Regions from separate parts of the Mus musculus genome. Here all the other regions are linked to region 1. A link is a loop called in an ENCODE intact Hi-C map of the cell type or tissue named here. Cell type or tissue: heart. All regions are shown on one strand.

Region 1 (8,000 bases):
GAAAGACAGAGGGGAGAGAGATAGAGACAGATAGGAAGACTGCACTCTGCTCAGTCACTCCACCCTGGTGGTCTGGCCCATGATGATGGACACCTTCAAAGGCAACAACCACAGCCCACCTTTCGAAGGAGTAAGGTTGCATCTGACCATATGTGTACTTCACCGAGAGCTTTCAACTGAGCCACAGAGCTGGCTGCTCTTCCAGAGGACCTGGCTACAATTCCCAGCACCCCACTGGAGGCTCACAACCAGCTGTAGCTCCAGTCTCAGGCACTCCCTTCTGGTGACCCCCAAAACACTCAATTACATTAACTAAATAAATTAACTAAATAAATTTGATAACTAAATGAAAGTTATTTCTTTTCTAAAATAAAGGTTTTTAGGGGGCTGCGTAGATGGCCGAGTGTTTGGGGTGCTTGCTGCACAACCATCAGAACCCGAGTTCAGATCCTGACACCCTCGTCAAGAGCTGGGAGCCTCAGCGTCCATCTGTAACCTCAACACGGGGAGGCAGTGAGGTGAATATCCCAGAGGCCCACTGGTTAGCCAGTCTGGCCAATCAATGAGTCACAGGTTTCGTGAGAGACTTTATCTCAAAAAAAACAAACAAACAAAAACAAAAACAGGGTGGAGAGCAATAGACGTGGGTACCAAAAAACAATGCCTGGGCCTGCACACACATGTGCACATTCAAGTAGCCACACTCACACACAGAATTATTAGAAATCAAATCTTAAAACACTCAAGTCCAGCCGCAATAATGAGCAGAGAAATGCTCTCATAATGGTTCAGGGCAAGCAGGGACTTTTGTGGTCAACTGAAGTGAGATTAATGTCTAGCATGGCCGCTTTTGTGGGGGAGAGCTCAGAAACAGGCTTCTCCTCCTCCTTGGCATGGGTCACGCTGCCACATCCAGCAAAACTCTAGTATGAGGCATTAAAACGTATCTCTGTTTCTGTAGCAACCATTGATAAAGATGGCAGATCTGCAAAACGGGCAAATAACATCTGAGATCCTGTATGCTCCTCCCAGGGAAGCAGGGCTGGGTCCCTTCTGTGGACGCCGAGCTGGATCTGACCAATTGAAGGTGGTCAGAGTGATGATGCATTGTTTCCAGGTCCAGAAGAATGGCAGCTTCTACTCTTACTGTTTGGGACCTCAGGACAAGCTATGCAATGTGAAACATGGGGAAAGGCCACCTGAGGGGGCAGTGGTCAGCATTCAGTATCAGGTGGTCGTCTACTGAGCTATCCTAGAGTCTTTTATCCAATCTACCAGCTAATGCAGCCCCATGAGTGGTCTGGATTGAACCCACATGGAACAGAAGATCTACCCTGCTATGCCCAGCCAACAGATTCATGGCAAGGCATTGTCTGAAGTCACCAGCTTCAGGGTGGCTTGTGACATAGAAAGGTAACTAAAGTGTGTGTGTCAAGCTCTTCCTAGACGGTGAGTCTCATGAAGACACAGAGTGGGTGCAGAAAAGACAGAGGGCAGTCACAGACCGAAGGAGGATGCTAGGAGGAGCCTGGGCACAAAGGCTAGGCAGGGCAAAGCAAAGAGACGGGCTCAAAGTCAACTCTGACTTCTGATGATGCAGAGAATACCACAAGAGGCATTTAGTAGAAGAATGTCCATGGGGTGAATAAAGCAAGAGAAAGGGAAGTGACTTCAAGGCACGAGGAGGATCCAAGGCAACCAGTGGGGGTCGGGAAGGAAAACTCCAAGGAGAAACAGAAAAACCTACAAAAGAGAACCTAGCGCATATGACAGGATTAGAGCTAGCAGAGGGGAAAGGATTGCAACACTCTTTCAGTCTGGAGAAACAAAGGGCACCAGGTTGGCTAGACCTCCCTTATGGGTACGTAGGTCATACAGCATTCAGCTGTCCTCTCTGTCACTCCTATAAAGCCACACATACAAAGTAGGCCCTGTCTGCACACACAGTGTGGAGTCTGTTGTTACCTCTGACCTCAAGGCCAACCCTGTTGCCCTTATCTACCTGATCCAGTTACTTGGCTCCTTAAACTCAAGGCAGAAGCACATTCTCAGGCCAGGAAGAGAAAGCTTCTCCAAGGCAAGCCTCTGTCTCAGGAGTGCCCAGCACTAACGGGGCGACCAGGAAATCCCCCCATGAGATACAGGACACAGTCCCCCAGAAGGAAAGATGGGGGCGCAAGAGCTCGGAGCACGGGAGCATCAAAGCCTCAGCTAGGTCAGAGGGGACGAAAACCAGGTCCCGGTGAAGTCAGGAGAGAGGGGACCCACAGGGGAGAGACGGCCAGCTTCTCCCTCACCCCGCTATGCAGCATCTCAGCCACACTGTGTCATGTCACACTTGGAGGAAAGGAAGTGGGAAACGCGTTCCGCCATCCCAAATGATTCCCTAAGCAAGCCTTTCAAACCCATTCATTACTGGCATCTTTTCTCTACAAATCAAACCTTCCCAACTCAAAGACTGCAGCATCCAGGAAATGCTGACTCAAAACACCAATATCGATACGGAGAAGAGGGGCTAAGGACCCTCACGGGGTGGGTTGTCTTTGTCTGTCAAAGTGGGTGATATCTCCACACACTATTCAATCTCCAGAGATCCTGTCGGCTTAATTTATGTGGCTCGGAGTTCGTTCCCTCCAGGGTGACAGGCGCTTCATCTTCCTCACTTGGGACCTTGTCGTTAGGACTGTCCAAATCCTCACTGTTAATTTTTTATATACCCAATTTCATCTTGAGGTCCTCACATTCCAGGGGGGCTCCTTGAGTGGCTGCTGCGTCAGATGTGTCCCCATCCTGTGATCATCGGTAGAGTCCCGCAGAGCAAGAGGGTGGAGTTTTCTCTACCAAGCTCCCGAAACGCTGGAGGATGTTTTTCCATGTCTATCCTATCTTTAGATAAGTCATTAGAGGGAAGGTCATTTCCTCACACACAAGTCAGAACTGGAGATTTTAAATGAAATAAAAATAGGAATACTTTATTCAGAAAAAAAAAAGCTAAGCTAAAATCAAATCACAGATTAAACGTGGTGAGGAAACTGTGACTTGCTGAAGCCAACTAAACGGAGCCAATTATCACCAGTCATAAACCATGAGCTCCGAGAGGCCCCGTGCCCCAGGACAATGTGTAATTAAATCTTTATAACTACAACAAGAAATGCTACAAAATTAGGTGAAGCCACAAACAGGTCCACACATTTCCCCTTCCTGTGACTTACCCGTGAGGGCAGGCGCAAGCCATTTCTGTGCTGGCAAAAGGCCTCAAGGGCCCCGGCACTCAACGTGCCTGAGCCACATCCGCCACCAGGCCTCTGAGGTGGGGTTTCCTTTGGCAACAGGCCACCAGCAATCTTTGAGTTTCTTATCAACTGTGGGCCTGAAGACATACAAGACTGCCAGTGCCCTGCTCCACAGGTAACCACGGAACACAGACTCTATCTAATGAGACAGATGGAGCGGTCTAACAAGGCAGCAGAAGGCACAGCTTCTGGGGGGCGGGGTACCCAGGGGCTGTGCTATGCACCTATGCTCCCGCAATTTTCACATCTGGAAAATGTGTCTAAGCAGAGCCTGACAATCACTGTGGTCACTGTCCTAGGGACTTGGGAGTGTTACAAGCTTGAAACATTAATATTAGGGGGCAGATTTGAAACAGTGCCTGAATTATGGCTAATGTTATGTAAGTCAGCTATTGTTGATAGTGATTTTTTTACACTTGCATTATTTAGGTACTTGGTGTGTGTGTGTGTGTGTGTGTGTGTGTGTGTACACATGCATGTGTGGGGGTCTCTAGGTGTATGTTAATTTCTATGTGTGTGTTTCTGTGTGTCTCTGTATGTTCATTTGTCTGTCTCTCTGTGTGTATATGTGTATTTGTAATGTGTGTGCTTATGTCTGTCAGTGTCTGTGTCCATGTGTGTATGTGTAATATTGAACATGTACGAAGTCAGAGGACAGCCTGCTGGATCCAGCTCTCTCCTCCTACTATGTGGGTTCCAGGGTTCAAACTCAGGGTTGTTGGCCTAGCAACTCCTTCACAAGTGGAGCTATCTTGCTAAATTTGTGTTTTAGAAGACACCATTATCAATTATTTTCCTACAGTGTCATTATTTTTTAAAGACTGCATAATAGCACGCATTGCCATCAGCAGCCAGTTACACTTACTGCTATCAATTTTAAAATTATTATTAGCACACTTTCTCTTTAGGACTAAGTTCATATGCATCGGGAGCTGGCTGCAAAAGTGTAATATTCATACAGAACAAATCCAGGGCACTGGCACTAGTAATGAGAGGGGGAAAAAAATCCAGTTCCCAGAACCACCACCGAGAGAGGTGTGTGGGCTTCAGTTCTCACCTCCTGCATGATGTGGTGTGGAACTGGAGATGCCCCAGCAGGAGGAACGGGAGAGAGGGTTCTTTGGGGAGAATGAGAAAGACAGAAGACACCTTGAGATCCCAGGAGGATGTCTGTGGCCCCGAGGGATGGATATTTGCCCACCATGACTATGAAAATCCTTCCCCTCCTCTCCTGCAACTTATCAGATCCAGTTAAGGTCTATGAAGAGAGAAGAAAGCTTTAGAGCAAATACACCCCGAGAATTTTCTATTGCAGTACAGGGCGTCCCTCCCAGTTACCTTATTTTGACCTATGACATAGAAGGTCAGAAAAGTCAACTATCTCACTCAAAATCACGGGGATGGCAATAAGCAGATGTCAGACCTTGGTCTGGCACACTGATTCAGGAGAGCAGGCCTGGGGTGTCTTTCAAAGAGTTCTCAGGACTGGAACACGGGCCTCATGTACACCCTTGGCAACCTTAGAGTGGGAGGGAAATTTCCTCTGGAAACTGCTATAGTACCCCTCAAGAGTGGGAGGCAGGCGGGGAGCAACGGTGCTGGGCACAAGCAAGAACCAGGCTGCCAAGCAGGAACATGGTCCTGTCATCCCTGAACAGCACAGAGATGCTATCCTCGAGCACCCATCTGAAAACCATGGGAACAGCAAGGGCCAGGGAGACAGCCCAGTGCATACGTGTCGGCCGCACAAGCGTGAGGACATGATTTTGAACCCAAATTAAGAGGAGCCAGTTATTGTGTCTTGCATTTGTGATCACAGTGCTGGCAAAGACAGGCAGGTCCACTGGCCTGCCTAGCCCAGCCTAATCGGCAAGCCCTGGACCAATGAGCCCCATCTTCCAGAAAAGGTAGACAGTACCAGCCAAACAGCAGCAGAGGTTGCCCTTTTACATTCATTCATGTGTGGACACACACAACACACATACATGTATGCACACATGTGCACGCACACACACATGATAATGATGATATCTGTGCTTCTAGATTGTTCCTTAGAATATGACTTAAGAAAGCTCCCTTCAGATCAGCTCTCCTACAGATAAAAAATATAACTCTGGATGAAAACTTTCCCAAGTGGTCAAGATATGGAGACAAGGCAGAGGGACAGAGGTCACGGGGCACCAGGTAAAATTTGGTGATGGCTTTTACCCTGAGATGGACCTTAGTCTGCATACGATAGAGCTACACAAAAATTCAGACAGAAATCCAGTTTCACTGGCTTCAAGAAATGGAGAGAGAATGGACAGATGCAGAGAAGAGCAACCCCTAAGTTCTACGTGGAAACCTTGCTCAAAGTTCTAGCCAATCCCTGGGCCACACGGACATGAGTCACTCCACATATTCGAACTATAGTCTGAGCATCCAACCAAGGTGGACAGAGCACAGAGGCTGCTGCTGAGGCTAAAGAGGCAGAGTGTGCAGCAGGGATCCAACTACTCCTTGGCAAAAATGAAATCAGTGCCCTGAGGAGAATATAACAGAAGCCAGAATGTCAATGACCCAATAACCAGAATGTGCACTGTACAGTCCAAATGATTATAAACACCGTGGCTGTCTCTGAGGAAAGATCCATGGAGATCCATCCCAAATTACCTTTAAAGGTACCATTCAAACAATGGGTTTAAAGCAATTGTAACTGCTCCCGTTATCTGTGCTGGTTAGTTTTTCTGAATAGACAGAAGCTAAGGTCATCTGGAAAGAGGGAAGCTCACTCGAGGAATTGCCTCTATCATCCTGGCCTCATAAGGCGAGCCTCTGGGGCATTTTCTTTTTTAATGTTTACTGTGTGAGATCCATGCTACCCCTGGACACGTGGTCCTGGGCTGTATAAGAAAGCAAACCGAACAGGCCAGCATTCAGTGCTCCTCCGTGGCCTCTGCTTCAGTTTGAGCATCTGGGTTCCTGTCGTGAGTTCTCAGGGATGGAGTGTGACTAAGTAGTAAGAGGTGCTAAACCTTTCCCCCTCGGGTTTATTTTGGTCATGGTGTTTCACTACAGCAACAGAACCCTAACTAAAACGGAAGTTTGTACTGGACATGGGCTTTGCTTTAATGGACCTAACCATGTTATTCCGAGGAAGAACTGTGGAAGCACCTGGAACCTTGGGCTGAAATGCTCAGGGCTTAACGAGCTGCTGTTATTAACGAGTGGGTCATGGCGGGGGCGGGGTGGCGAGAGACTTGCCGACCATGGAGGCCTGGGTCTGTGAAATTTCAGAGGAAAGCCAAGGCTCTATCGGGGTCATTCGTGTGATATTTCGAATTAAGGCTCTGTGGTTGCTGGTGGGGCTAAAATAATAAGCTGTGATTAACAAGAGACCAGCCCGACTAAGGGGGAAACCTTTGCCTTACTGGGACAATTGATGTCACACTCTCACATGGTACTGATTTTGAGGGCACGAGGGGATGGATCTCAGGGATTGCCTAATTGGCAGTGTATTGTGGGGCAGGGTCTGTCTCTGTGGAGAGAGGCCACTCATGAAAGTGCAGCCTACACTGCATTAGGAACCCCAAGATTGAAGGGGGTCATGGAGAGAAACTGAGGCTTGGCAGGCACCATGCGGCAGGATCGGAGCACCTAAAGAGAGTCCAAGAGGTCACTGGTGAAGGTGGTAGCCTCAGTTGCTATGGAGACCTGGGGAGATGCAAAGATCATACAAAGACAGCAGCAGGAGGTATGGAGTGAAGCCCGCCTGAGGCTACAGGACAAGCCACATGAAAGAGCTGGAAAAGTGATGCTGCCCAGACCCGTGGGAGCTCAGAAGACTCTGATGAGTCCAAGACCTGGGGATTATAGGCTTTGATTTACACAGCGAGTGTTGGCTTTGCATTGATTTGATGGTGACTATGTCCTAGCTCTTCCCATTCAAATGAGAAGAAAGTACCTGATCTTAATTTAGAGATGACAGAGGGGAGACTCTAGACTTTTAAAGGGATGTTGGCTACTTTAAGGAGAATTTGAAACTTTAAAGCATTTGAATTTTTTATAGACTGTGAGACTTATAAAGTTACAATGTGGTTTATATTAAGATATTAACATGAGACATTGGGGGTAAATAAAAAAAGGAAAGACTATGGTTTAGTAGTGATGTTTTTGTGTGTCACGCTGACAAGGGGTCAATAATGCATGATTTTTGTCAACCAGACACAAGCCAGAGTCATTTGGGAAGAGAGACCCTCAATTCAGGAACTACCTTTGTAAGAATGGCCAGTAGGCAAGTCTGTGGAGTGTTTTCTGGATTAATGATGGACATGGGAGAGCCCAGTCTACTTTGTGCCAGATCACCCTTGGACAAGTTGGTCCTGGGTTATATAAGAAAGCAAATTGAGCAAGTCGTGGAGAGCAAGCCAGTAACCAGTGTTCCTCTGTGAATTCTGCTTCGGTTCCTGCCTTAGCTTCTATCAAATATAGACACGACAAAGCTGAAACAAACCTCTCCAAGACATCTGTGGTTAATGGTTTATCACAGAGACCAAACTAAAATAATGTAGCATGAAGCTGTTCTAAGTTAAAATACACTCAAGCAAGCAAAAAGTGCTTTGCCAAGTTTCATGTATACCCACTTGCAGAATTAAAATGTGAAGTTGGGGCTGGAGGCATGGCCCAGCCGTTAGGACCACATGATGCTCATGCAGAGAATCTGGAGTT
Region 2 (8,000 bases), 84 kb before region 1:
TTTCATCAAGCTATTCCATCCTACAGAACCAGCCACCTGAATTGTATACAGCCCATGCAGTTCGGTCCTTAGCCCTAGCCCAACTTCCCTTCCAGTCCACCTGCCTGACCCAAGATGCTGTATCGACCCCAGAAAAGATTTCAAACAAGAAATCCGGCCCTGGTGCGTGCAGATGCAGTCACCAGACGATGAGAATGGGGTGCCAGAGGAAAATGTGTGAAGTGAGGACCCAAGCCAGGGAATGAGGCTAGGGAGGGAATGGCTGGGTGATGCAGCATCATCTTCTGGTCCTGGGTGCCTCAAGTTCAGTACAAGCAGCCAAGAGTCTGATCTGGTGTGTCTTAGGATCCTTCAAAGTAGACCCTCCAAGCTTTCCCATGCAAGCAGCTGACACTGCTGTAATACACATCGTATGGGTTAGCGGTCATGCTATTTGAGCTCACTGAGAAGCTGAGTCTGCCTGCCCCCATTTCAAATCCAAGCGTGCTTGTCTCAAGCGTCCACCAGGAAGAGTTGTCTGGGAAGGGGCTTTCCTCCCAACTCTGTGATGGAGGAAAGAACAGCCATAAGGCTGGAGAGGGAAACATTGTCCTTTGAGAAGAGGCAGATGCCAGCTTTTATCAACAGACGTTACTATTGCATATCCTGTGATAGGAATGTGCCCACAGCAGGGATGAGGAGCCAGTCCAGCCGTGGGAAGCTAATCTGTGGACAGGAAGCTCAGCTGGAATTCTGCCTGCCTGCCTCAACTTCCTCCACCAATTTCTGTTGATGTTTTAAGTACCTGGATTAATGACATTTTGTTGTCTGTCTGTCTGTCTCTGTACCTACTTACTTACCTATCATCTATTTGCTGTTTATTCTTGCTGCACACTTAATAAACTCACCCACTCAAACCAAAATCATGGCTATCATAGAATAATCTGCAGTGTCTACAGAACAAGAGATGATGCTGGGAAGACAGAGCGAGCAGGGATAGAAATGAGGAGATGCAATGTTAGTGAGCAGTTACCACAGGGCAGCTGTGCCTCATCAGGGACACAGGTCCACTGGGACAATGTCACCTTAGTTGCATCCACTAAGGACGAGACAACTGAGGTACCCATCCACTTGGACCGAAAGTCACTTCTGAAGCACTCCTGGCCAGAGCTGTCCACAGGTTTGGTCCAGAACATGGCCCTATAGTCGGTTACAGTTAGGCACAAATGCAACAGGAGCAATTGCTCAGAGCTGCTGCGTTGGAAGAAGGAAGTGGGAATTTGGTCGTGGTCACAGCTGGTAGCACTTGAACACACAGAAGACCATCTTCACTCACGGGGTGCAGTAAGAATAAGCACCAGTCTCCCGAAAGCGTCACGCAACAGAGAATGAGTAAGGCCGAAATGAGAAGTGAAGAGGCTGTGGTGGAGGAGGGCGGGAAGGACAGCTAGGTAAGGTAGGAAGGGCTGGCAGCAACTAGGCTTTCCAGGCTCCAACCTCCCCAGCAGCCTGACACAAAAGCACATTTCTCAGGAAGGAAGGGAGAATGGCAGATGAAGAACCACAGAAGAATCAGCAGCGATGGGATACCAGGAGAGGCCTGATCTCACACAACCCTTTAGTCAGATCCACTCACAGGGACACCAGCCAAGAGAAACTACCCCCAAAACCACTTGCTTCGATGCTCTCGTGTCCCCCAAACTCCGACACATTTCGAGTGTGAGCAGGGACCAAGGATTCCGAGGAGCCCCAGGTTTGTTTCAATGTTCTCTGTTGTTCTATAAGCTACTATGATCCCAGCTGGAAGCAATTTCCAGATGTGGGAAAGTCCCAAAGGAAGGCATTGTTTGTGAGAATGGCTGAAGGACTAGGCTGGCAGAGCAGCCAAAGAGTACCAGACTGTCTTCTTGTCCTGCCCTGTGACATGACATGGGGCCTCGCCACATTTCATTTGGAACTCTTATGCCTTCCAAGGTCCCTGTACCACGGTGAATGTCTCATGTGTTTGTGATTGACACGCGCAGGATAAACGGAGAACATGGAGACCCGGGCTGGGGACGGGCTATGCCATGCAGGCAAGCATGGCAAGGGAAAGGTATGCTGTTCTCAGGCCACATGTGGGCCTGAGCTGAGCTATAGTGTAGATAGAAGCTTGTCTGCATTTATGGAATCAGAGAGCTGCAGCTTGTGAACGAGCCACAGGGATGGCTGGATTTCAGTGTCCAAGGAGAGCTGTGGTTCAGAGGAAACAGAACCGAGAACTGAGTCTGAGTTGTGGGCACCATAAGCCAGACTTGGGGCAGTCAGCTGAGCCTGGAGAGCCAGGCATAGCTGGGTGGGGACTGCAAGCTGCTCAAGACATGGGCAGGGGGAACTGAGATGAATGTCTTCTATTAAGGCAGGGCTGCGGGTGCAGTGATGGGAAGGTCCACTACATCCCTGAACCTGTGGAAGGCTTCTCACTTGTCACAGGCATGGTGCCAGCCCAGGACATCTCTGAGCCAGCATGAGGCCACCTGACATGGCAGCTCACGACAAACCCAGCAGACCCAGATGTAGGTACCTCAGCCAGGTGTGACCTCCCACGATACCTGATGCTCTCAACTTCCACGGGAGGTTCAGGTGTATCTCTCAGAATCCCTGACAGTGAGTGGCAGAGCCTGGGATCTTTCAATCCTCTCAGACTCTGGGCTCATGCCCCATTCTTGTAAGAGGTTAATTTAATAGAATACAAAGTAGATGCTGGTAGCCATAGTTGGGGACATTTGTTCATGGACTCAGTGGGAGCCTAGAGACGTCGCACCAAGTGGCTCAGGTGGAGGAGGCAGAGTGACAAGGTCTAAGTACCTCCATAAACTCCGGGAAGAAAAATACACAGCACAACCACCCCAGGCCTCAAATCTGACTGCCTGGCACAACACCCCTGCTCTGCCTAGCACACCCAAGTGGTTCTTGCTTCTTGATCAAAGGTATTGTAAGGGGTACTGGGGTGTATCTCACAGTGACTTCATATCATCAGGAAGTCCCCAGGCAAGAAGTCCCCAATTAATGAACAAGAAGATCCAGAAGGGTATAATACCTGGACCGCCATGCAGGAATGGGGACAGTCCACCTGCTCTCCCTGCTGACACTAGCACCACAGTGCAGGAATGGGGTCAGCCCAACAGCTCTCTCTCTGAACATCTGGACCATGATGCAGGGATGGGGTCAGCCCACCTGTTCTCCCTTTAACATCAGCACCACAATGCAGGGATGGGTCAGCCCAGCCATGTTCCCTGTAGCTCCTTTAAGACCACTGTGAACTGTCCCTGACTGGATCTACTGCTAGCTGCTTCCTACCCAAGGGAGGCAATTTCTGCAATCCTTTTAAAGTGTCTTGCTGTGATTGCAGAAAGAGACTTAAACATTACAACCTCTTTAGGGGGCAAGCAGACAGCTGAGCAGGGTATGGGATGGTGAGGCTGGGGTTGGGTGCCCTGTGAGTGTTTTTCAGGGCAGGGCAGTGAACAGACGCCCCAGAGAAGGAAACAAGCTAAACTCCCTAGGGAAAGGCTCAGGAGAGAAGCTGGGGTCAGATAAGGGCTTTGACCTGTGGAGACAGGGTCCTTAAATGTCCAGCCTTCAGGAAGGGAACGGTCCTTATCTGTGAGCTGGGAGCCACAGTAGCATCTCCTGTCATAGTTGTGGTGAGTGTAATCGAGATAACACCTGGGGAAAACTGGACCAAGGCCCTCCACTAGCAACGTGTGTCTACCAACTAATTTGAAAAGGCTGGAGATGGAAGGAGAGTGCTGTGATTGCTTGCAAGGCAGGGTGGGGGCTGCTGATATGCACAGAGAGAGAGAGAGAGAGGGAGAGAGGGAGAGAGGGAGAGAGGGAGAGAGAGAGAGTGAGAGAGAGAGCACGAGCTGTCTACTTGGGAGGACTAAAATGGGCTGTGTGGCTCAAGCCCCTGGCCTGTCTCCAGCTGGAAACCCCCTTCCCACGCACTGTTGGACTGAGGCCTCCGTGACACATTAACCCACCAGTGACCAAAGGATTTGAATTTGCAGAAAAGGACAAGGACCCCAGGAAATGGAGACTGCAGGCCTAAGTGCTCTGGGCATTACAGGAGGGTTTGGTGTCAATCTTCAGCCATAGTAGAACCTGGGCAATGGAGAGAGAGAGAGTCAAGGAGCCCTAGAGCAGAAATAGGGCACTGGACATCTGGGAAGGGTTCTAGGAAAGGGTTAAAGGTCAAACCCAGAAAGTGAACCTTCTCAAGGTCTAGGAGAAAGGTGGGTTCTGGAACACAGTCTCCACACTCCTGATAGACTCTTGGGATCAACTGTCTCATTTCTTCTTAAAAGGATTCTGTGAGGGGTAGCACTGTGCAGCCAGGGCCCTGAATAAGAGCTCCCATGGGGATGTTAGTGGCATGTATCTGGACAAGACGACCACCTAGCTAGAAGGTGCACACAGACATGGGTTTTCTCTCCATGGTGCTGCCTGTCTCCCATGGCTGCTATGCCTCCCTCCCGGGTTTCATGCCTGACCTGGACCCTCATCTTCCACATGGCTCTACAGTCGCCCTCCCTCTCAGAATTTAGTATGCTCAGCCCCCCAGCCTCACGATGGAGCTTGTCAGACCCTCACACCAGATCTAAACCCAAGCCACCATCAAGGTGAGACAGTAGTCTACCTCAGCGAAGTGAAAAAAACCCTACCAGTATCTCTAAACCAAAGATCAAGGTCTTGAATAAATGATAGCTCTACTGTATTTCAGAATTGAGGCAGTCCTTTCAGGGAAACCCTGCCATTAGATCTCAGATCTGACCATCCCATCTTTTTTTCCTCAAGAAGTGCTGACTTAGCAAAAAATAAATAAACAAAATAAAATCAACTCACTGCCCCTATTCTCAAGCAGCCAAATCACTTGCAAGAGGTCAATTTCAAGTGTTTTTAGCTAATACAGAGTAGAAATGGTGACTGGGGACATGGTATAGAAAGGTCTAAACAAATACACTAAGGCAACTCTGTGGGTATTCTATTGTCAGGCAACTTATGGTCACCTTCCTAAAGCCAGAGAGGGCCCCACTGCTAACATAAGGACCCACACAATGGATGGGATTTCCAGGCAAAAGTAGAGAAAAGGAGACTATGAGAGTTACAGAAGGCTTCAGGAAATCTTTTCATTCTATTACACTGGAAAAGCCAAGTAGAGTGGAGGCATGGGTGGTGTCAACCCTACCTGCCGTCCTATGCCAGGGGTGCCAGCTCCCAGCCCGGAAGTGGTAAGAGAGCTCACTCATAAGAGTGCGTAGAGAATAGAGCGATGGCCCCTTTAAAGGATGGCAGAGTCTGGTAACTGGGAAGTATAATAACTGCTGTCTGTTATGGGTGGGTTGCTACATGACATCATCAAGTCATTAGCACTGACAGAGAAGACCCACAGTGGTGACAAAGCATTTTCTCCATGGTGCCCATCTGTCAACTGTATGTGCTTCTTGCATTCAGAATGCTTCCATCCGAGCAAGCAGAGCCATTACTCTCTTGCGTGGTACGCCCTCCTCCCTGCTTTCTCACTCCCTTGTTTAGGCAGACACTCAGAAGCAGAACGCCCAAGCTCACTGGAGAGTGGTTCACATTCTCTGTATGGGTGTGAGGGTGGAGAAGGTCCTGGCCATCCGGGAACACTGACTGAGACTATTTCGTCTAGAAGCCACTTTTGGAGTCCTCGCAAGTCAGTTTCACTGGGCTCTGTTCACTCAACATGGTCCACAGCTGCAGTTGGTAAACAGCTGTGTAGCCCAGACAGCTACTTGATAAACTTTCTCTTGTCTACTGTGTCTTCATACTAATTTCATTTCCTTTTCCCTAAGAGGCCCTGGGGAATACTAAAAAAACCTCTCTTTAAGCAGGTCAGAACTCCTGGCATTGAACACTTACTCCTGGAGGGCAGCTCTTCAGGCCCATTTGAGGGGTCGCCCTCTGATCTATCCAGTGCTGGCTGCAAACCCCGCAGTGGAAACTCGCCAGCCTCATTCTCTGCCGAGGGAGAGGGAATGCCAGGCTGCTGGGCACTGGGCACGTCCCCTGTGGATCCTGGTTTGGTCTCCGGTCTTCGGTTCACTCCTGCAGTGGCAGCATCCGTCTCTGCAGCCTTCGGAGTATCATTTTCCAAGGATGAACGGTCCCCTAAGGTGCATTTCACATCCCTGGCATCTTCAACACTGTTGGCAACAGGCTTGAGACGCCGGCTGCCTGCTGAGCTCACCGAGGGCTGGTACTGGGGCACCACGCTAACAAACTTCAAGCCCTGACTGGCGGCCTCCTGCACCTGGGAGACAAAGGAGACAAAGGGGATTTTGTAAATGGGACACAGCTAGGCACTGAGACCACTGTGGATTCCCAGTGTCAGCACAAGCTGCGGAGGCCTAAAGGGTGGGTCTCACTGTTGAAAACACTTAAGCATTTGGTTATTTATTGAAGAGTCTCTCTCTCGTGTGTGTGTGTGTGTGTGTTTGTGTGTGTGTGTGTGTGTGTGTGTCTATGCCATGCTACACCCATTTATGAGCTGCCTGACACAGATGCTGAGATCTGAACTCAGGCCTCTGCAATAGCAGCAGTTTTACTACTTAGCTGCCTCTTTACTGTTGTTGTTTATATAATTTTTGAGACAAGATATCACTGTGACGCCTCATCTTGCCTTGAACTACAGATCCCCCTGAGCCTGCTTCCTCGGTGCCATAATGTCTTTTTTTTTTCCTTTTTTCCTCTTTGGTGAGTGTGTACAATGCCTATGTATGCACTTGAGTATGGACACCAGAGGCCAATATGAAGTATCTGTCCTTGATCGCTTTCCACCTTTATTTTTGAAAAAGAATCTCTCGATGAAACTCATCTATTTGTTTAGGCTGACTGACCAATGAGCTCTAGGGAGCCACAGCTCCAGGGCCCAGCGGTAGATTACAGCATGCATTGATATGTTCTGTTTTTAACTTGGGCTCTGGGGGTCCTGACTCAGGTCCTCCTGTGTTTGTGGAACGCGCTTTACTGGTTGAGCAGCTCCCTCAATGTTCTAATCTCATTTTTCATGAGTCTGGACAAAGGATCTGACAGAATAAGCTCAAATAGAATTTGAAGAAGGAAGTTCTCATGGTGACAGTTTAATTTTTCTCCTCCACCATCCCAGGAGGCTAGAGTACAAACTCAGCACAGCTGCCCCACAAGCCCTCACTGCTGGGTGGCAGCACATGATCCCAAGAGCCCCCTTTTGAAGGCAGCACTTTAGGCAGAGGGCCTAGGTGGGGAATCTGATGGGCATCCTTCCCCGTGCTGCCTGCCCTTAGGCCTGAGGGAAGCCATGGTACCCTCGGAGCACCCAACCCTGACCCACAGCTAATACTGAGCCCTTCGATCCCCAGTCCATGGTACATATCATCTCACGCAAGGAACCGGAAGCTATACCCTCTCACTCCCTGAGCTCAGAAGAGGAACGTGACCATCTTTCTACAAGGTATCTTGTGACACATGAGCACTCCATGAAACCAGCCCCAGGCAGTTGAATTTAGTAGGAAGGACACTGAAAGAATAATTAGAAGTAATCGCATAATGAATCCAATCAAATCAGCCGAAAGTAGGAGGTGGTCTTCCGGAGATTTCCCCGGCAAGGATGCTCAAGCCCTGGGACCAATGAGCAAGGAGGAAAGTCACAGAAATCTTAGTCTCTGACTGCTAAGTGCATGATCTCAGGAGCCCTCAAGGCTTCTGCAGTGCTCAGCTATGATCAGGAATCAGCAAGAAGTACCAGCATGGAGCTACTGGAGAAGTGACCTCTGCGGCCCTCCTCACACCAACTATCCTATGTTAGTTAAACTGTGTCATCTTGGTTCCACACAGAATATTCCAGAACACAAAATCTACACCAGTTGCAGATGTACCCAAGTCTTTTATTTTAATGAAAGCAAGACTAGCAATAGTAGACCTACTATGCACCCACTATGGTCTGGGCGCTGTGCTGACATTTACATCGTGTTCTG
Region 3 (8,000 bases), 99 kb before region 1:
CCAAGGAAGTAGGTGGAGACTCATGTCATGAGTGACAGCAAGCAACTGATGGGCTACTGTTTAATAGTAGCTCTGTGGGCCGGGGCTGTTCGTCATGGGTTCTCACTGTACTTTCTCCTTGTGGGTGGGGATTAAGATAGAGTCTTACTATTTAACCCAGACTGGCATTGTAGTCTAAGCAATCCTCCAGCCTTCCTCCCAAGAGCTGAGATTATAGATCCAGGTCAGGACACCAGACTAGAGTTTCTTTAGCGTCTCATCATTGCCAGCATCCACTTTTACTGAAAAGTCAAAAGGGAAGGGAGTGGCTTCCCTCTCGACGCTGAGCAGTTGAGCTGGGAACTGGGGGACCTCGCCTGCCTGCACAGGTTCCTGGTTAGCTTCCTGCTCGTAACAGGTTACATTGTCTCAGAGCTGAGAGCAGTCAGCCAGGCTCCCTGGTGAAAGTGTGTGTGTGTGTGTGTGTGTATGTGTGTGTGTGTGTGTGTGTGTGTGTGTGTGTGTAAAAGGAAAACAAAACATAGTGACAGAGCTGGAACAGGGCTGAGGGCAGGGCCGGGAATAAAGGGGTAGATCAGATCTCACCAGTAAGAATGAGAAAAAAGCTGACAATAACATCTCAGAGCCATGTAACAGGCCTGGCAGAAATGAGGATATTCTAAAGAAACATTTGTGGCTCTCCATCAGAAACAATGGACCCCAAAGAAATAGGAATTCCCCCAGGAATTTCATGCTGGGAAGGAAAAGGACCCAGCCACAAAGGAACTTTTCTCCCCAATAGAGACTTTACACAAATCTACCTTACCACTTTACAGGACAAGACTGAAGACCAGACTGTGACAGGCAAGGTGGGTGGGGGTCACACCTTGACCATGACTGAACAGATGGTGTCTTAGTTTGCTTCCAATCGAGTGAGTGATAGGAAGGTCACTAACAAAAGCAACTTGTGCAGTAAAGGGTTTGTTTGACTTCACAGTTCACAGTCTCTCATTGAGGAAGTCAAGTTGGGGCAGGAACCCGAGGCAGGAACCAGAAAGCACAAAATGAAGAAGAGGCCACGGAGGTAGGTGTGCTGGTAACTGGCTTGCTCCCCTTGGCTTGCTTGGCTAGTTTCTTACATATCTCAGGACCAACCTACCCAACCATGACACCACCCACAGCAGGCTCGACCCTTCCACATCTATCACCAATCAAGAAAGGGCCCCGCAGGCTTGCCTTCAGTCCAATCTGACAGGGGCATTTTCTCAGACGAGGCTCCCTTTGCTCAGATGTCAAGTTGACAACAATCTGACCAACACAGCCCTTACCTCTTCATCTTCTTTTCAATATGGCCACATTGAATAAATTTCCTGGTTTTGTTTGTTTGTTTTCTCTGGATTATACTATCAATCTGACCCTTGTAATTGATCTGACTCTTCTAATTGGCTTATTGAGCACGGATGGCTAAACCTGACTTGGGGCATGGGTTGCAACCCCCAACTTTGATACTATCCAGAGCCCAGGAGGTTAGGGGCTAGCCTGGGAAGACAGTGCTTGTCATAAAACAGGGTCAACCGGAAGCAAAGAAGAACTGTTGTGTTTGGAGCCGGCAGGCTGATGGGGCTACAGCCACCTGCAGCAGCCTCCCTCACGGCTGTAATGAAGGGCATTGGAGAGCTCCAGCAGAGAGCCTATGTGTGACTCTGTAGCCCCGCACAGATCTCAGATGACAGAATTCTAGGACAGATGGCACCCTAACCCACATTTTCCCAAGGAAGTTTACAGGCCCCTGTTTCCGAGATATCTGAAGGCAACCATTCACCAGCAAGATGCCCTCCCCTCTTCCTGGTAATGCAATTCCCCCCCCCCCCCTTCTCCTGCCAGGATTAGAGGCAGCCTGACTACAATTACATATTATGACTTTATAGCATAAGATCTTCCCCTTCTCTAATCTGTCAGAAAGGACCCAGCTCTATCACATGGGCCTGAACCCCTGACAAGCTACCCACCTATAGCATGTACGTCTACAGTGTTACTAACTAATAAATTTCTTACCCAAAAGGATTATCTGCCTCTGTGTCCCTCTGAAATCCAATTTCATCACCTTTCAGGTCCAGGCTTAAGGAGGAAAAAGCTTTCTATAGGCCAAATAGTGGTAAGGGAAGATATAGCTAGACTCAGGGCAGCACAAATGGGTTCAAGCTCACCCACGTGTCCCAGAGAAGTACTGACTATGATGCAGAGTGGGTGTCTGATGGAGCCTCTTCAGAAGGCCAAGCCTTCTGCTATATTGTCCCTGGCGGGATGTTCACTGTGCTGGTAACAAGCTCAAAGGGCAGGAATCCTCAGAGTTTCATCTTTCAACCAGCAGAGGCAATTCGCCTAACAAGGTAGTAGACATGCAAATTCTTAGGCCTGACCTCAGAGATACTGTTAGAGACAGTATTCTGTGCCCTACCTAAATTTACTCTCAGTGCAGAGTTGAGGCCTCTAAAAGGCAATTATGGTTAAGTACGGTCACAAGAGCGGCTCCCTGATCCATTAGGATTAATGTCCTATGAGACACCAGAGAGCTCATTGGCTCTTGCTCATAAGCAGACTCAGAGTGAGTAGCTGTCTACAAGCCAGAGGAGAGCCCTGAAAAGAAGCCGCAGGAATGGAACCCTGACCTTGAACCTTCCAGTCTCCTGGAAGGTCAACAGCCCATCTGTGGCATGGTGTTAGAGTGTTTTCAGATGAAAGAAAACTTCTAGGGTGGGGTCCAAATATCTGTGCTTGAGAAACTCTGCATAAGCCTTAGACACATGGTCACTCTCAAGGGACACTGGTCTAGTGATGGCTGAGACGGGCTTTAAACATTCATACTTCATGGTTGGAGAAAATCAAAGAGATCTTAGAGAGAAGACTATTCCAAAGATACGGGACTTGGATTGCCCTACCCAGAGCCAGTGGCTCGCTCATGGTCATCACTCTTCAAATATAGCCTGCGGTATGTGGCACAAAGCCTGACTGTGAAAAAGGTATTCACCTCATTCGCTCACAGAGGACTCGGGGCTCCTGTTCTTTTCTTCCAAGGATGGCTTGCAGTTGATGGCCAGAGATGCTACCTCCGAAAGCCCAACCTAGCTCTTACTATGACAGCGTTAGGGACAGGCCTCTTTATTCCATCTGTGTTTACAGTGATATGCAAATTAACAGTAGGTGACTCTTTCTTTCCACCCAATGGTCTGACATATGCAAAAATACATGCTTTTCATGTAGAAAGAGAAAAGTGGAGTCCTCCCTCCCCATCCTGGAGGCAGAGTATAGAAGAATTAAGAGGGTCCCCCCACCCAGAGTTTACCCAGGTGAACTCCCTTTCAGAAGAAAGGCATAGCTGGACACCAGCCTTGCAGTCAGCTGGAGCAAGCCTGAAACAATCTCTCCCCAGACAAAAGCAGCGACAGGGCAGCTCCGCACTTACTTCTAGGACTGTCCATTGTTCCACAACAATAGCGTCATAGCCCTGTGTGGTTCTGTTATCTTCTGTGGAAACAGCTTCAAAGATGAATACTCCATCTGTCAGGCCATAGAAGGAATCTGTGGAAAGAAAAACAACAACAACAAAAACGGTTGGGTGGTGGGGGATGTAAGCTGTCTGTGGTAGAAGTCTTACGAACGGTAAAAATCTTCACCGCCATTCATTAATAATCCCAATCAGAACATCTTTTCCGAGCGTTAATTAAAGACGGCATACACAGCCGCAGAGTCTAGCCCCATCAGAATGAATGAGACTAATTTACCTCACACTTTTGAATAATATCCTTGATTTTATGTGCCCAAATTTCATCGTTGGCAATCACCATCAGATTCACGTGCCTACCTTCCTGTTCGTGCTCCAGTGTCAGGATGCACTGGGAAGGACTCATCCAGGGCAAAACACAGCCGCTTACACAGATATTAGAGGAGAACTGTATTTAGGTAAAAGAGCATTTTTAAAAGGCAGGACAGATGGAAGACACCAGCATATCTGAGCTTGTCACTTGTGCTTTGATTCTGGGGTGTGTGGTGTGGTTGCTGTACCAGGGCTGCTTCTTGCAGCCTTGTCCAGAGCCAGGAGAGGGCTTCCCAAATGATTCACCGCTGATAATGTTCCTGGGGCACTGCCAGACAAGAGAGTGGGTCCTGTGTACGCTGCCGCTTGACAAGCCTAGTTATTATGTGTTCTGTGTGTTACAGTGTTATGTGAGAGTGTCTTACTGATGGGGTCTAAAAGAGCATAGGGCAGAGCCTCTGCCACACCAGACATGTGCCTTCTGCCGCCTTTTAACATGGTGCAGTCTGTCCTTGATTCATTTAGATGAGACCAAGAGAAAGAAGAGTAATTTAAATGCCGGTGGCCTGACTCCAGGCAAGGGTCCCTTTTAGAGATGGTCGTCTCACCCGTGAAACTAGGATCTGGGTGGATGATGCTTTTTGCCCTACAATCTGTTGTGCAAACCTTGCTCAGTCTCTGAACTGAAGCCCTGAGCCCAGGCTTGGTCTCTGGAAGAAGGGGAAGCTCCAGGGAGCTCTGCTTGCTCCTCTTACTCCAGATACGCACACAGGGAGAGCCAGGCAGGAAGAGAGGTTGAGAACGTGCCAGCACCTGGGGTGTGGGCTTCTAGCCTCAAGAAACAGGGAGAACTATGTGCCGACTTATGACTGAAGCCACCTACCCTGTGGGCTTACACGCATAGGCTACCCTGCTTCTATGGACATTTTGGGGTTCTGAACTCAGGTCCCCATGTGTGCCAAGCAAAAGCTCTGCCCACCAAACTTTATCCCACACCCCAGTTTAGTATGTTTTGTAAAAGTGTTTTTATAAATAATGCTTACAGATAAGTCTTCTTGATGGACTCTGAACATTGTAAATGCGAGACTAAAGAACCAAGCTGGGAGGGTGTACGGAAGATGGGCTTTCAGGGGTAGGCTCTTCAGACTTGGTTAAATGGCTCTCGAACGAGAGCTGTGCAGATAACATTCCTTTCAACACTGTCAAGAGTTCCTCTGCACTCCTACCACTGCAGGCACCAAGCATTTTCTTTTCAAAATTTGCCAATTTGATAAACAAAAGAAACTGATTTTTTTTCAACATTTAAGAGCCATGGAGAATTACCATCCAGTTTGGGGTCTTTGTTCATTTCTATTGGGCTTTTAGAGGTTTTAGGCATTGAGAAAAAACTATAGGTAAATAGTCAGCGCGGCCCTTTACTTATTTTTGTTGTTGCAAATAACTTTCTCTTCTTGCTGGCTTTTTTATTTTATTTGTGGAGAACATAAAGCTCTACATTGCTGTGTGTTGACAGTTTTGAGTCCTTTCCTTTGAGACTTGGAGCAAACACTGGCACTTCCATGAATGTCAGAGAGAGTCAAAGGCCTTCTGCTTTGTCTCCCTTCCCTTTCTGTAACAAAGAAAATGATCATGATTGTGATTTATCTTATTACAAGATATTCTTCTCAAACAGTCATTGAAAAGTACCAGTGGGTCTTGCTGGGCAGCCAGCCTAGCCAGAAAGGCAGGTCAGGCTCTGCCAGAGACTGGTTCAAAAACATGGCAGAGTGGTGGAGGCAGACACCTGAAGTCAGTCACCTGTACATACTACTCCCATACACAGACAGGCCTCTACTTACTCTCTCTCTCTCTCTCTCTCTCTCTCTCTCTCTCTCTCACACACACACACACACACTCACACACACACACACACACACACACACACACACACACACACGCCACTACATAATCTAGTCGTCATAGAAAATATTTAATGATCAAATTCTGTATTATCCTAAGAAAAAATACCCTGGGAATTTAATCAGAGAATACTTAAGAAACAATATTATGGGGGGAAAAATACAGACACAAAAGTGTCATTTGGGCCAACTGTGAATTTAAAAAATTATTTGTGTGTCTACGTGTATGTGTATGTGTGTGAGTGACTACAGAAGATTTAGGGTCTAAGCTCCTAACTGCTGAGCCCTCCCTCCATTCCCAAGTTGTATTTTGCTTTTTTTTTTTTTTAATGAAAAACATTTAGATTTATAAACTTGGAGAAACAAAATCAAAAGTGGTCATGAGCGGCGGAGTTAAGTATAATTAAAATTTTATTTTCAGTCTTCTTGCAAGATTAATAAAGGGGGCAACATAGGTAACCAGGTATTACAGGAAAAAAAAATAAGTTCTTTGTCGTCTTCTATGTGTCTCTTGAAGGTAGAACTATGCTCAGAGTTTTAGAAAAAAATGGAGGTACAACACAATAAAATTAACCTTCCTGAGTGACTCCTAGAAATGACAGACTGGACCTCCAAAAAGCTCGTGGAAACACGGTGCTCACCCCACCGAACCTGCCCCACCCCCTCCTTCATTCTGACATCTATTGAATCTGGCCATTATAGGCCAGCCGTGCTCTGGAGAGCTGGTGAGCAAAACACAGTCTGTGCAACCGTCGAGCTTACCAGACTCTTTCACTAGGAGAGAGGGGTCAGCAACAGAACGGACAAGCAGAAATGTAAACGGGATGAGGGAGCGAAGGCGTAGGCCATGGAGGTGGCTGTTTATCAAAGGGGTGTATAAACGAGGGCTCCCTGGTCTGAGTAGACACATTATGGTGGCTAGCTCTGTACACTGGACACTGTCGGAAAGTGTCAATCAGGGACTGTCTAGGCCAGGTTGGCCTGTGGGGGCTGGGGTAGTATTAGCTTGAAATTACTTTGAGAAGAGAACAGGTGCATACTGTGCGTGGCATTCTTTCCTTCACAGGGCATCCCCAAGTGTATAAGACTGCAGCGATCTGGAAATGGGCACAGGCGTGCACTGACTCTGTTCTCGGCTCTTCGCTGGGGACGTGTGTAATCTGACTACCTGCTCTGAGTTCCTGCCATCTTGACTCCCCGGCTAGGATGGACTGTGATCTGGCATGGTGAGCCAATAAACCTTAGGAGGCTTTGTCTGGTACTTTATTACAACGGGAAAAGACACTAAGAGGTAAATAGATGCACTAAACAAGCAAGTCATACGAATTTATAGGGCTTGTGAGTTCCCGGCAGAAAGGGGGGGGGCAGCCTGTGTGCAAATTCAGAGCTGGGGGGGGGGCATTCAATTACAGATGACATGCAGAATCCTAAGAAGAAATTTGGGGCTCAGGTGACTGGTGGGAAAAGAACTGTCAGGAGATGTCTCCAACTGGCTCAGGTAAAGAGATAACAGTAGGTGAGAGGCAGAGCCGGAGACCATGTGTGTGGTTGAGTTTGACCACCTATGTCACTGTTACCACTTTGAAAGGACATGCCTCAGGTAGCCAGTTGTTTCCAGGAAGACAAAAGAGACATGAGACAGATCTGCCCCAGTGGAGCCAATGAACTCGGGAATGGTTAGTTACACGGCATTACTGTGGCCATTGCTGACTGATAAGCAATGTTCACCCTAGACAAAGTGAATGAGACCAGTGTGCTTGCTCAGCTTGGGGTTGGATCTTGTCTTGAATGATAAAGATGCTTGAACAGCCCAACTGAGTGATGATTATGGGAGCACCTGGAGCTTTGTCCACACTCCTTTCATTAAGTCCCCCCTGAGTGAGCCAACACCTACTTATTCCCCAGTCTGGAGTCTACCACGAACCCTCCTCAGCAAGGGACACACTTCCAGAGTTGTCCCTGAGTGTTAGCATGCTGGCCTCCTAAGGACACTTAACACAGATAACCAGGGAGAAGCATTCTGCAGCTGAACAACTTTATAGGTACCCTGGGGCCCCAGGATAAGCATGGCCCAAGGTTCTCAGCCTCACTCCAGGGGAGAGTCCCTGCCACAGAAGCAGCACCCAAGCTCCTTAAGATGAGCTTCCTCATTCCTGATGTATGGGTGTTCAATGCTGGTAGAGACACAGTAGTTCCTTCAGGATTGTGCAGCACAGTACACAACAGTTGCTCTAGACTTCTATACAATGTCAGAAGAGGCTCTTTGCCTCTGCAGGGTCTGTCTCTGTGGAATTAACCAAGAGTAGACA

Evidence for each region. A loop is a pair of places that touch in the nucleus more often than their neighbours do. Peaks named below come from ENCODE experiments on the same cell type or tissue, not always from the same donor. Only the 100,000 strongest peaks of a DNase experiment are listed, where the experiment ranks them.
Region 2: it touches region 1 in a loop (2.0-fold over the local background); 5 of 42 quality-filtered maps call a loop at or near these places.
Region 3: it touches region 1 in a loop (2.2-fold over the local background); 2 of 42 quality-filtered maps call a loop at or near these places.

What each region holds. Positions count from the first base shown.
Region 1 is chr17:50,132,876-50,140,875 of GRCm38, forward strand. All of the region lies in intron 2 of Rftn1 (raftlin lipid raft linker 1), which reads right to left. Among named protein-coding and RNA genes, the nearest start is that of Rftn1, 54 kb to the right of the region's middle. In heart, no CTCF peak of the experiment used is centred here; DNase peaks (open chromatin) are centred at 2,781 and 3,266.
Region 2 is chr17:50,049,330-50,057,329 of GRCm38, forward strand. It overlaps Rftn1 (raftlin lipid raft linker 1), which reads right to left. Exons shown (of 10, transcript NM_181397.2): 5 at 5,908-6,298. Among named protein-coding and RNA genes, the nearest start is that of Gm52302, 19 kb to the left of the region's middle. In heart, no CTCF peak of the experiment used is centred here; DNase peaks (open chromatin) are centred at 1,312, 3,602 and 5,592.
Region 3 is chr17:50,033,499-50,041,498 of GRCm38, forward strand. Rftn1 (raftlin lipid raft linker 1) reads right to left here. Exons shown (of 10, transcript NM_181397.2): 7 at 3,443-3,558. Gm52302 (a long non-coding RNA gene) reads left to right here and starts at 984. Exons shown (of 3, transcript XR_003952350.1): 1 at 984-1,063; 2 at 6,758-6,917. In heart, no CTCF peak of the experiment used is centred here; DNase peaks (open chromatin) are centred at 393, 3,403 and 4,593.